Linked DNA regions of Mus musculus: all the other regions are linked to region 1. A link is a contact called in ENCODE Hi-C or POLR2A ChIA-PET data. All regions are on one chromosome and are shown on one strand. Each heading gives the region's core, a stretch centred on a gene start or an enhancer-like site at or near the end of the contact. The rest is flanking DNA. Distances are from core to core; before and after follow the strand shown. Region 1 overlaps 2610307P16Rik (RIKEN cDNA 2610307P16 gene). Region 2 overlaps 2610307P16Rik (RIKEN cDNA 2610307P16 gene). Region 3 holds the start of Sox4 (SRY (sex determining region Y)-box 4).

Region 1 (3,881 bases), core at 867-3,366:
GCTCCACTGAAAACACAGTTGGTTGTACAGAAGACAGAAAGACCAAAGGGAGCATTCTTAATTAACAGTAGGGAATGGAGGACAGGAGTTAAAGGCAGAGAGGGGAGGGCAAGCTTTAATGCCATTATGAACCTGGCAAGGTGGGCCTGAAGCTCTTGGGCTGGAAGAGGACTTATCATCAGCGGAGAAACACCCTGGGAGGGCATGTCTCCTTCCATGCAAAGCCCCCAAAGCTAGCTTCTCCTCAGAATTCCAGACTTGATTTCAGGGAACTGAAAGGAGTCTTTTGTCCTTGGGCAAACCACACATTCCACAGACCAATTTGCAAAAGCCAGATTTGTGAGTGATGGAGGGCCCATTGAAGGGAAAAAGCCACTTTGTTGGGAGTAGGGCAGAGGTGAAAGGGTGAGCATGACAGATGTCAGTTTTGTGTATTCCAGAGTCCCATTTTCTAGCAGTCTGACCCATAGTAGGCCATGAGCGCCTAATTGTCACATGACTCCTCAGTGGAAGATTCGGGGGGGGGGGGGTACATTTGGAGTCTTACTGTTTTTCTGCACTCTCTGGAGAACTTCCCCAAGGAGGGGATAGTCACCTTCCAGACAGATTTTTTTTTTTAAGAATTATTTATTTATTTTATGTTTATGTAGCTGTCTCCACACACACCGGAATAGGGCATCGGATCCCATTACAGACGGTTATGAGCCACCATGTGGTTGCTGGGAATCGAACTCAGGACCTCTGGAAGAGCAGTCAGTGCTCTTAACCATGGAGCCATCTCTCCAGCCCTCCAGACAGATTTTTTTTTCCACCAGAAAATGCCCAGAGTCTGTTTTCAGTTGTATTTACTTTTGTAGTTTTGTAGTTAAAGGCGTTCTCCAAGTGACTCTGGGAACTGCTGGAAATGAGGAAGTCTAGCAGGGGACCCAGAGGTCATCACTGTCCATGTCTAAGTTAGACAAAGATAGAAAAGTTCGTCTGGGACTCACCACTCCCACTCTCTCTGGGGCTGAAACCACCCATTGGCATCATACGTCTTTTCCTGTATTTTAAAAATATAGCCTATAATTTTGCACACTAAATTTGCCTGTGTTGACTTTGGCATCAGCTTCGTCTCTCTTCCCTGACAGATAGACAGACAGATTGACAATCAGACAGTCTCTCCCCTCTCCCCTCTCTCCCTCTCCTTCCCCCTCCCCTTCCCCTCCAAAGGGCATCCAAAAGGAATCCGAATGTAGAGGTATCCCAGGAAGCATTGCTTCATGATGACCAGTCAGCTCACCCGCTTCCCACTTTGCCCCAGTTCTTCACTTGCTCTAGTGGAGACGACCTTGGCCACCAATGAACACCTGGCTACATTACTGACAGTGTGGAAAGATGGGAGAGGGGACTTGTGGGAAACACTCATTTACAGTTCAGCAGAGGTAGAGCAAGGCCAGCTGTGTGCATGAGACTGTCTCCTGGGTGTGGCGCCTGTCATTAGGAGGAAGGCAGCCCCTTCCTCCTTTCAGGTATACTCAGTGTTGACTTAATCTCAAAGGGACGAGCTCGGGGTGAGGAATAGATCTGTGAGGAGTTTCCTGTTGCTGGGTTTTGTTTTTGTTTTTTCCCCCCATCTGTCCAGGCACTTTGTATGCCCAATTCATTACTACTTTTAGAAACATATAATAACCGAGAAGGAGTTTGCTAATGTACAACTCTGCCTTTGAGGGTATGGAGAACCTGCCCAAGGCCACTTGAAATCTAACAGATGTTCTCTGATCCAAAACAAGTTGTCTCTGTTTAGTGCCTATCAGTTTCAGATGCTGTTGACAATGGCATGCCAGATAAGGGAAGAGGAGAAGAACAGACTTGTAAAGATTTTTTTTAAACTGATGTCTCCCCCCACCCCCTTCCGCTACTGCTGCCCACTGCCTTTGCTACATAACTGGCAAAGCTCCCCACAGAGGTGCACAGCTTTGAGACCTTGCTCCCTCCCAGCTGGTGTCCTGTTTTGGGATGTTGGGGAAATTTTAGGCCACAGTTCCTTGTGAGAGGAAGTGAGTCACTGGGGTCTGGCCTTGAGACTTCAGAGCTCAGCCTGTTTCTGGTCAGCTCTTTGCTTCCTTTTCTGTGTAGATTCGAGGAGTCCCAGCTATATGTCCCTGTCACCTTGGAGGCTGACTGCCATGCCTTCCAGTCCTGATAGAGACTGTATTTCTCAAACCATGAGCCGAAGGAGCCTCTCCTTAAACTGCTCTTGTCAGAAATTTGGTCACTACAATGAAAGAAACTAATGTAAATAAAGTGGTCTCTTTTTACACAGGGCCCTCTCGGGGTTGGGGTGGGGGTGGGGGGTGAAACTAACACTTTTTTTTTTTTTTTTTGATTTAAGAATCAGTCATTTTGGGCTGGGCATTGTTTGCGAATGCCTTTATTCCCAGCACTTGGGAGGCAGAGGCAGGCTGATCTCTGAGTTCCAGGCCAACCTTGTCTACAGAGTGAGTTCCAGGACAGCCAGGACTACACAGAGAAACCCTGTCTCGAAAAACAAAAACAAAATCATTCATTTTTTTATTTGTACTCATGAATTAACCTTTATTTTTGGAAAGCTAAATCTAAAGTTTCTTTAAATCAGTGTAAACAAATGAAGCACTTTTCAGTAGTCACACCTCTTAAATATCTTATTTTTGAGAATTCAAGATTTTAAGCTGCATGATGGTGTCCGACGCCTTTAATCCCAGCACTGGGGAGGTGGAGGGAGGCTGATGGATCTCTGGGAGTTTAAAGACAGCCTGGTCACTTACAGAGTCAGTTCTAAGACAGCCAGGGATACACAGAGTTCTAGCTGGCCTAGGACACAGAGAAACCCTGTTTCAAGATGTATTACATTTTTCTGAAGTAGCAGTTCATAGGCACAAATAATTTTTCTGAAGTAGTAGTATATAGGCACAAATAACTTCACATATGATAATTTTTGTATTTGATTCACAAAATGTGTGTATGTGCGCACACATACACACACAGCAAGAATCACTGTCACACAACACTTGACAAGAAAATATTTTCTATTTCTACTGCTCTACAGGACTCCTTTTTAGTTATAAAACAAAACAACAACAACCCCCCACCCCCACCCCAAAAGCCTTCTTAAATTCTGAGTGGACAATACCATCTTGCTAGCAGTAGGCACAATTAGCTGTAGACCAGTACTGTAGAGCAGCCTGCAGGTCACTTTCATCTGGTTAACTGAATCTTGATCCCTGTTGGTTGCTAAGTCCTATTTCTTCCTCCTACCTCTGTGCCAGCATCCCACTTTGATCCCAGGTCTTTGACTACTTACATACCTTACACAATGAAGTTAGCTGGCCCTACACCTCTCTACTGGTTTATTTCTCTTAGTGTAGTATCTACCAGGTTTGCTTATGTGGTTGGAGTTTTTTAGAACTCCCCTCTTCTTAAAGGTTGAATAATAATTCTGTTTTGTGTTTGTGTATGCATGTGTGCATGCTCTCTCTCTCCCCCCCAACCTCTCCCTCCCCTCCCCCCTCTCTTTCACACACACAGCACATTTTCTTTGTCCACTTACCTGCTGATAAACGTGTTGATGCCTTGACCATCTTGGCTATTTTGAATGGGGCTGCAGTAATCTGGGGAGTAGCTATTAATGCCTTTGAGGGATTCCGATTTCAGTGCTTTTGAATCCAAGAGTTGGACTGTCAGATTCCATGGTAGTTTTAGCTCTAGTTTTTCTAGACTTTTCTTTTTCCACCATTTTGCAGCCTCACCAAAGAGGCTTTTCATTTTCTCCATGAAGCTTGTCTTAAAGGAATTTTTAAAAAGTGACAGCCATCCTAACAGGTGTGTGAGCTCCACTGCGGTTGATAGGAACATTTGCATTT
Region 2 (3,582 bases), core at 276-2,775, 85 kb after region 1:
TGTGTGGTGAGGGGGGGAAGAGAGGGGAGGGGGAGGGAGAGGCGGGGAGTAGGTGATTATATTCATGTGCCTGGGGTCAAAGGTCAAAGTAATGTTTTTGTTAGTTGCTTCCCACCTTTTCTTTTTTGAGACAGGATTTTTCTTGGGAGCCCAAACTCACCAGTTGAGCCAGGCTAGCTGGCTAGGGAGCCCTGGGGCCCTCCCACCTTCCTTTCCCCAGCTCTTGGATTTCTGGAGCACACAGCTGTGCCTGTCTTTCATGTGGGTGTTGGAGATCAGACTGAGGACATCATATTTGCCCTTGCTCAGTAAGGACTTTATGGACGGAGCCATCTCCTCGAGCCTGATTTTTTTTTTTAATTTATATTTCAATCATTAACAGAACTATGACATAATCATTTTCATTCTTTGGTTACTGTTGAGTCATTTATGAAAGATCTGAGACTTTTTAAAAGAAAGATTGATTTTCTTGCACAGTCACTGTGTATAAACTTCTATGCTTATACCAGACCCTTTCACACCAAGGGTTTGTTGCTTATTGATTCGCGCATATTAAAACCAGGATATGAAAGAGTCAGTTTACCAGTATGAACTAGAAAACCCTAAAGAACTTTAAAAAGAAAGAAGGAATGAAAAAGCCATCTGGGGCCTGAGCAGCAATTTGGGGTTTACTGATGCTCTGGTTGGCAGGCTGTCTGGGCAGCTGGATCTAGGTTGCACCCTGAGTATTTTCTCTTTCCATTTGGACAGGCATGGAGGTGTTGAGTCCGTAATCTGGACCTTGTGAGAGCCAAGTCCGTGTTATGGAGTAGTTCTGTTTTGCACACGGTTGTCCTAATTTCCCCTCTTCTTTACTTGCCCACTAGAAGGGAAAAAAGTAATCAGAGGTGTTGCTGGGTGGAGCCCTCCTTTGATTGCAATGCCCCAGGGGTTTCTAAGTTAACAAATTAAAGCTTTAGGGCTGACTGAGCCGCTTGCTTGGTCTTGGTGGGCGCAGCAGCTTTTCCGTGCCTTCTCATGTTCCTGCCCTCCCTTCCCACTCCAGAAAAGAAACTGAACTCAGAGGCTTTGCCTGAGGAAAGGCTGGCTTGAGGAGCCGAGGGACTGATGACCACAGCTGCAGAGAGGGAAGGCCAGCATATTCTTGGAAGGTGTGGGATGAGAAACGCACTCCCTTCCCTTCCCTGCTTTTGCAGTCATGCCTGGTGTGCCTCAGAGCTAGGATACACGGGCGGGGGAGGGTGGAGCGTGGGGAGGGCTAAGATTAGGGAGAGAGGAGGTGAAACTCTCCTGGGAGTTGGAGACCAGAAATAAACATCCAAAGGAGCTGGGACAAACCCTCTGGCTGCCCTCCTGAGGTTCAGGGGTGGATCAGGAGGGTCCGAGCCAGGGAGGCAGTAGCCTGAGTCTTGGAGGAGGAAGATCTCGCTGGCTGCCTCCTCCTCCTCTCTGCTGGGGTCCCTGAAGCCAGTGCAGGAAGTGGGCGGGATTCTGCTAGAGTTTATTGAAAAAACAGCTGCCTGGCTCCATTTCCCTCCCCCACAACGGCCCATCCTCGCTGTGGCTCAGGATAGAACTATGCTGTAAACTTTGGCATGAATCAAGCATGCTGATACTCTCTCAAACAGCAACTTTTTCTTTCTCTCCCCCCTCCCGCTTTTTTTTTTTTGGCACAGAGTCATTCGTTTGAGGCTGGGGGAGAGGAACAGAAAGACTAAATAAAATGTGGTACAGTGGTTCTAGAAATGATTTGATCTGGTCCAGTAAAGGTCCAGAGTTCACCGACTGGACCTGAAGGACCCAAGTGAGAATAAGGTCAGGAGCCAGTTTTTGAAAGTGGTGAGCAGACGTCAGGACTTGAAGGCCTGCTTGCTCTTTTTCTGTTACTGTCATAACGTCTTGGACAGAATCTACCCTAGGAAAACACTGTCAGTGCCTGTAAGTTTGTGACTTCGTTTTTTTGACCAAGAATTGCTTAGGAGGTTGAAGGGGACAGGAAATAGCTAGGAGCCAGGGTACCACTGGGCAGAAGTATATATGTGTGTGTGTGTGTGTGTGTGTGTGTGTGTGTGTGTGTGTGTATGTGCGTGTGTTGATTAGGACCCGCAGATGGCAAGCAGCAGCTGTTTTATGGTGTGAATTGTTTGCTCAGAAGATTTTCAGAAGCTAATTCTCCGTGGAGGTTGGTTTGCCAAGTGACTTGTTTCCTTTTTTCTTGTTTCCCGACCTATTTTCCTCTTTGTGTGTGTGTGTGTGTGTGTGTGTGTACCCTAGCTGACCTTGAGGCTCTAAGAGTTGCTTAAAACCTGAGACTGTTAAGTTCTGAGAGGGTTGCTTGCACCAGGAGGCTCCTGGCTCAGGTTTACTTCAGACCTGAAGGTGAGGGCGGATGCAAAGGAGAAGGCTGCAGAGGGAAGGGCTTCCCCTGTCTTGTCTGAGATCCGAAAGGCTGTGCCTGGCCCCCCTCTGCTCTGGCTTTACTGTGAACTCTTGCTCTTGCGTTGACCCTTTCCCTTGGCCTTCTATTAAACCTGACCTGTGTCTCTTCCTCCACTTAACGTGAGAGAATATTTTTTTTTTCAGGGACATTTATGAGTAGTGAGTTAAGATGTCTCTAAAATTCACTAGTGGTAGAGGCCTTAGGGCATGGTTAACCAGTTCTGTTATCCCCCTTCAATATTTTCTTTCTGTTAATACCCCATGTGTGGCTTGTATTTGCTTGAACAACTCGAGAAAGCATCCTCAGCTGTATTGTAGGAAGCAAAGTAACTCTCACGCTCTTGCATGAAAGCATGACACAGAGTCTGGGGCCCTGGGATGGTAGAACTTAAAAGGCCAATTAATAACATTTATTTGTTTTTGTTTTTGGAGAACCCAGGGCCTTGTGTATGCTAAACACAGGCTCTTCCAACTCTGGTCTACATTACTTATTAGTAATAGAGGTTACTTATTATTGTTATTGTTTTGTGTGTGTGGTATATGGTGTGTATGCATGTGTATGGGGTCATGTGTATGCGAGTGTACATACAGGCCAGAGACTGGTTATTATTGGTGTCTTCTTTAATTATTATTACTTTTTAGATTTAATATTCATTTTTATTTATTTTATATTATGTATAGATGTGTATGCATGAGCATGAGTTTGTATTCTTAAGTGCAGTGCTCACAGAGGCCAGAGATGTCAGATTCCCTGGAGTGGTCGTTAGGCACTTATGAACTACCAGACATAGGTGCTGGGAACAAAACTCAGTCTCTGCAGGCACATTGCGTGCTCTTAGCCCCAGGGCAGTCTCTTTACTCTGCAGTCCCCTCCACTTTATTTTTGAGGTAGTGGTTCCACTGAACATGGGACAGTGAACTGGAGCTCATTGCTTCAGCAAGATTAGCTGGAGAGCCAGCTCTAGGGATCCTCCTGTCTCCTTTTCCTGGCCACTAGAATTCCAGAGGCCTGTCACCATGCCTGGCTTTGTTCTTGTGAGTTGGGATAGAACTCAGGTCTTCATGTTTGCATAGAAAGCACTTAACCAGCTGAGTTCTCTCTCTCCAGACCAGAGCTGTCACTTCAGTGATTAATTTCACAGT
Region 3 (4,079 bases), core at 253-2,752, 110 kb before region 1:
TTGTCCTGGAATTCTTAAGCATCAGCGGATGATCTTGAACTCCTGATCTTCCTGAAGGCACCTCCCAAGTACTGAGATAACAAACGGGGACCACCAAAGGGGCTTTCGATTACGTTTCACCACCGGTGACCACCTCCCACCTTAGTCTCTCGAACATCGTGCTGCTCTTACTAGAAGTGGCATTTGCATTAGGGAGAACTCGGAATGTGTGTTAGAATCCAGAGGGCTCAGGACACACATCCGTGGTTTATAATCACACACTCACCGGGCACTAACACAAGCCCTCTATAAAGCTCACAAGGTTCCCAAAGCACAGAAGAGGAGGACAATGAGACCCAGAAAGAAAGATCAGGAGAGGGACTTGAGATAGGTCCAGCAGCCCACTCCCCTGTGCCACCCCTTTCTCTTCTTGGTCTTTTAGGCCCAATTGCTTCAAGTAGCACAGACACACGGGAGACAATGGGTAAGAAAGAGAGGGGGAAGGAGAGCACATAGCGAACCCATCTATCCTTTGGATATTGTGGAAAACAAACATTTAGAAAGTGAAGTCAATCCCATCCTGTATTCACCATGATCGCCCTATACAGAAATCACACAAAGTCTCTTATTGAGGTAATTATGGGCCACTGCCTTAGCGTTCCACAGAAAATCTTGTTTGGCCTACCCAGGATTTATAGGGGAAGTGAAATCATTAAATAACTAGTTAACCTCTGTTTGGCAAAAAGAGTAAGTAATTACTGAAAAGGGGAGAAAGAAAAAAAAAAAAAAAACCCTGCCTTTCACAAACAGCACAGATAGCATCCTGAAGGGATTTACACAATACACCAACGTTTGTTCTGTACCCAGAGTTGTTAAAATAATTGTGATGACAGGTGTCTAGGTACCACTTTCTTAATGGTTTTCAATATCCATTGATTTATTATTGTGGCTCCCCCCACTTACATCTCTAGCTCTAAGAAGGGGCTAAGAAAAGAGATTTTGCACCAAAGGCTGATTCTTTATTCCTGGGCTGAAAAGAACTAATAAAAATAATCACTCGGCTTTTAAGCAGAAAGCTTCCATTTACAGTATTTCACCCTTACCCCCCCTCCAAGCCCCTTGTTATCTAACATAATGGCTAGAATACATTTCCGTCTCTCCCCTTAATAACTTCATGCATTAACATCCTCTTCACACATGCGCGTGCGTGCGCGCGCGCGCGCGCGCACACACACACACACACACACAGAGGCAAACGCGCGCGCACCCAGCAAAAGGCGGAGGTGGGGGGGAAAGAGGCAGCAGAAATCTCAGCTGTACTTCTAGCCCTTTTAAAAAGTTTGCTCTGTAAATTGGAATGAGGTCAGATTTGGAGCTTCTCATTGCACGCGGAGATTATTATTGCATCGGGTTCCAAGCCAATGGGAAGGACGGGGGAGGGGCTTGGCACGAGGAAGCGTTAGTTACAGCGGCTGATTGGCTGTCTGAGAAAGGATAAAGAAGCGCGAGGCGGAATTGGGGTCTGCTCTAAGCTGCAGCCAGAGAAACAGAGTGAGGGGAAGAGGGCCGTCTCCCTCCCGGTTTCCAGTTCTTGCACGCTGTTTCTTAGAGAGTCTGCAGTGGGGGAACTCTGCCGGTAACCAGCTCCCCTTCTTGCAGGAGGGAGGGAGAAACATACATTTATTCATGCCGGTCTGTTGCATGCAAGCTTCTTGGCTTCCTACCTTGCAACAAAATAATTGCACCAACTCCTCAGCGCCGATTCCGCCCACAGAGAGTCCCGGAGCCAGAGTCGCTTTGGCTTTGCACTGCAGGAAAGGGACTTAGGCGCTAGAGACGATGTCGCTTTCCTGAGCTACCGCGAGCTCTCGTGAACTGCAATCGACTGCTTCAGGGAAAGGGGTGGGGGAAAGACTTGCCCCGGAGGCGGCGAGAAACTTGCGTTTGGAAGATACTCCGGCTACCAACGTTTGGAGAAACTCCTCGCCGCGGCCGACTCCAGCCTCGGTGCCCGCAGGGAGCACTTCAGCGGTGAGGGAGGACGGAGGGCCTCGGGGACTCTAGGTTGGCGGCGGGAGGCGGCCGCCCCTGGCCCGCGCGCCGCTCAGGGGACCCTGGTCTCCGCCCCGGGGAGCCCGCAGGGCCCGGCGACCGCGCCGCGAGCGTGTGAGCGCGCGTGGGCGCCCGGCAAGCCGGGGCCATGGTACAACAGACCAACAACGCGGAGAACACTGAGGCTCTGCTGGCCGGGGAGAGCTCGGACTCGGGCGCCGGCCTGGAGCTGGGCATCGCGTCCTCCCCGACGCCTGGCTCCACCGCGTCGACGGGCGGCAAGGCGGACGACCCCAGCTGGTGCAAGACGCCCAGTGGCCACATCAAGCGGCCCATGAACGCCTTTATGGTGTGGTCGCAGATCGAGCGGCGCAAGATCATGGAGCAGTCGCCCGACATGCACAACGCCGAGATCTCCAAGCGGCTAGGCAAACGCTGGAAGCTGCTCAAGGACAGCGACAAGATTCCGTTCATCCAGGAGGCGGAGCGGCTGCGCCTCAAGCACATGGCTGACTACCCTGACTACAAGTACCGGCCGCGAAAGAAGGTGAAGTCGGGCAACGCGGGCGCGGGATCGGCGGCCACAGCCAAGCCAGGGGAGAAGGGCGACAAGGTCGCGGGCAGCAGCGGCCACGCGGGAAGCAGCCACGCGGGGGGTGGCGCGGGCGGCAGCTCCAAGCCCGCGCCCAAGAAGAGCTGTGGCCCCAAGGTGGCGGGCAGCTCGGTCGGCAAGCCCCACGCTAAGCTGGTCCCGGCGGGCGGCAGCAAGGCGGCTGCATCGTTCTCTCCAGAGCAAGCTGCCCTGCTGCCCCTGGGGGAGCCCACGGCCGTCTACAAGGTGCGGACTCCCAGTGCGGCCACTCCGGCCGCCTCCTCCTCGCCGTCCAGTGCGCTGGCCACCCCAGCCAAACACCCTGCCGACAAGAAAGTGAAGCGCGTCTACCTGTTTGGAAGCCTGGGCGCTTCGGCGTCTCCCGTCGGGGGCCTGGGAGCGAGCGCCGACCCCAGTGATCCACTGGGGTTGTACGAAGATGGAGGCCCGGGATGCTCGCCCGATGGCCGGAGTCTGAGCGGCCGCAGCAGCGCAGCATCATCGCCAGCCGCCAGCCGATCGCCCGCTGACCACCGCGGCTACGCCAGCCTACGCGCAGCCTCGCCCGCCCCGTCCAGCGCGCCCTCGCACGCGTCCTCCTCGCTCTCCTCGTCCTCTTCCTCCTCCTCGGGCTCTTCGTCGTCCGACGACGAGTTCGAAGACGACCTGCTCGACCTGAACCCCAGCTCAAACTTTGAGAGCATGTCCCTGGGCAGTTTCAGCTCCTCATCGGCGCTCGATCGGGACCTGGATTTTAACTTCGAACCCGGCTCAGGCTCCCACTTCGAATTCCCGGACTATTGCACGCCCGAGGTGAGCGAGATGATCTCGGGAGATTGGCTGGAGTCCAGCATCTCTAACCTGGTCTTCACCTACTGAAGGGAGCGCGGGCCGGGGAGAAGGTGGGCCAAGAGGCAGGAGAGGAGAGAGGGAAAAAAGAAAACAAAAAACAAACAAACAAAAAAACAAACAAAAAAATGTTAAAAAGAAGAAGAAAGAAAGAAACAGAAAAAAAATGAGTTAAAAAGAATAGATGGAGAGTAGAAGGAGAAAGGGGAAAAGAAAAGGAAGAAAAAGTGCATAGAGCTGGCCTGGAACACGTCCCGCCGTTGGAGAAGGAGCGCGGGGGCGTTAGTGGACCCGCGCTCCCATCCCCCACTCTCAGGGCTGGGGACTCGAAGGAGGCGGAGAGTAGACGGGGGCGACCTTTTTTTGTTGTTGTTATTGATGTTGGTGGTGGCTAAAAAAGCTACTTCGAGTTTCCTCCCCAATTTTGCTTGAAGAGACTCCCCCCCACCCCACCCTTCCAACGAGCTTCCGGACTTGGTTGCACCCCCAGCAAGAAAAGAAGCCAAGCAAAGCTTCTAAAGACCGAAGGAATCTTTCCCTCACCCCCACCCCCTCGCCTTGGTGATTTCTTGTTTGATTTTGCCTCATGGTCAAGAAAGGAGGGGGA

The links. Hi-C counts contacts between places; a loop is a spot of excess contacts on that map. ChIA-PET counts read pairs that join two places held with the same protein, here RNA polymerase II (POLR2A).
Region 2: a loop to region 1 is called in a map of heart, with 2.0 times the contacts of the local background. The contact joins two enhancer-like sites. A Hi-C loop is called at or near these places in 1 of 37 maps with a recorded cell type or tissue (heart). POLR2A ChIA-PET finds 5 or more read pairs at or near these places in 1 of 5 experiments (Patski).
Region 3: a map of heart shows a loop between it and region 1 (2.2-fold over the local background). The contact joins the promoter of Sox4 here to the enhancer-like site in region 1. A Hi-C loop is called at or near these places in 1 of 37 maps with a recorded cell type or tissue (heart). POLR2A ChIA-PET finds 5 or more read pairs at or near these places in 2 of 5 experiments (Patski and embryonic stem cell).

Annotation. Positions count from the first base shown.
Region 1 is chr13:28,841,191-28,845,071 of GRCm38, reverse strand. The region is part of intron 2 of 2610307P16Rik (RIKEN cDNA 2610307P16 gene); the gene reads left to right. Among named protein-coding and RNA genes, the nearest start is that of 2610307P16Rik, 42 kb to the left of the region's middle. Within about 2 kb of position 2,116, at least 1 of the 3 ENCODE cell types and tissues checked has a DNase peak (open chromatin) inside an H3K27ac peak, as active enhancers do; it is heart, where a contact is called at or near this core.
Region 2 is chr13:28,755,879-28,759,460 of GRCm38, reverse strand. The region is part of intron 3 of 2610307P16Rik (RIKEN cDNA 2610307P16 gene); the gene reads left to right. Among named protein-coding and RNA genes, the nearest start is that of Mir6368, 47 kb to the right of the region's middle. Within about 2 kb of position 1,525, at least 3 of the 3 ENCODE cell types and tissues checked have a DNase peak (open chromatin) inside an H3K27ac peak, as active enhancers do; they include heart, where a contact is called at or near this core.
Region 3 is chr13:28,951,122-28,955,200 of GRCm38, reverse strand. Sox4 (SRY (sex determining region Y)-box 4) reads left to right here and starts at 1,502. Exons shown (of 1, transcript NM_009238.3): 1 at 1,502-4,079. The coding sequence starts at 2,180. The coding sequence ends at 3,502. All of the region lies in intron 1 of Gm46405 (a long non-coding RNA gene), which reads left to right.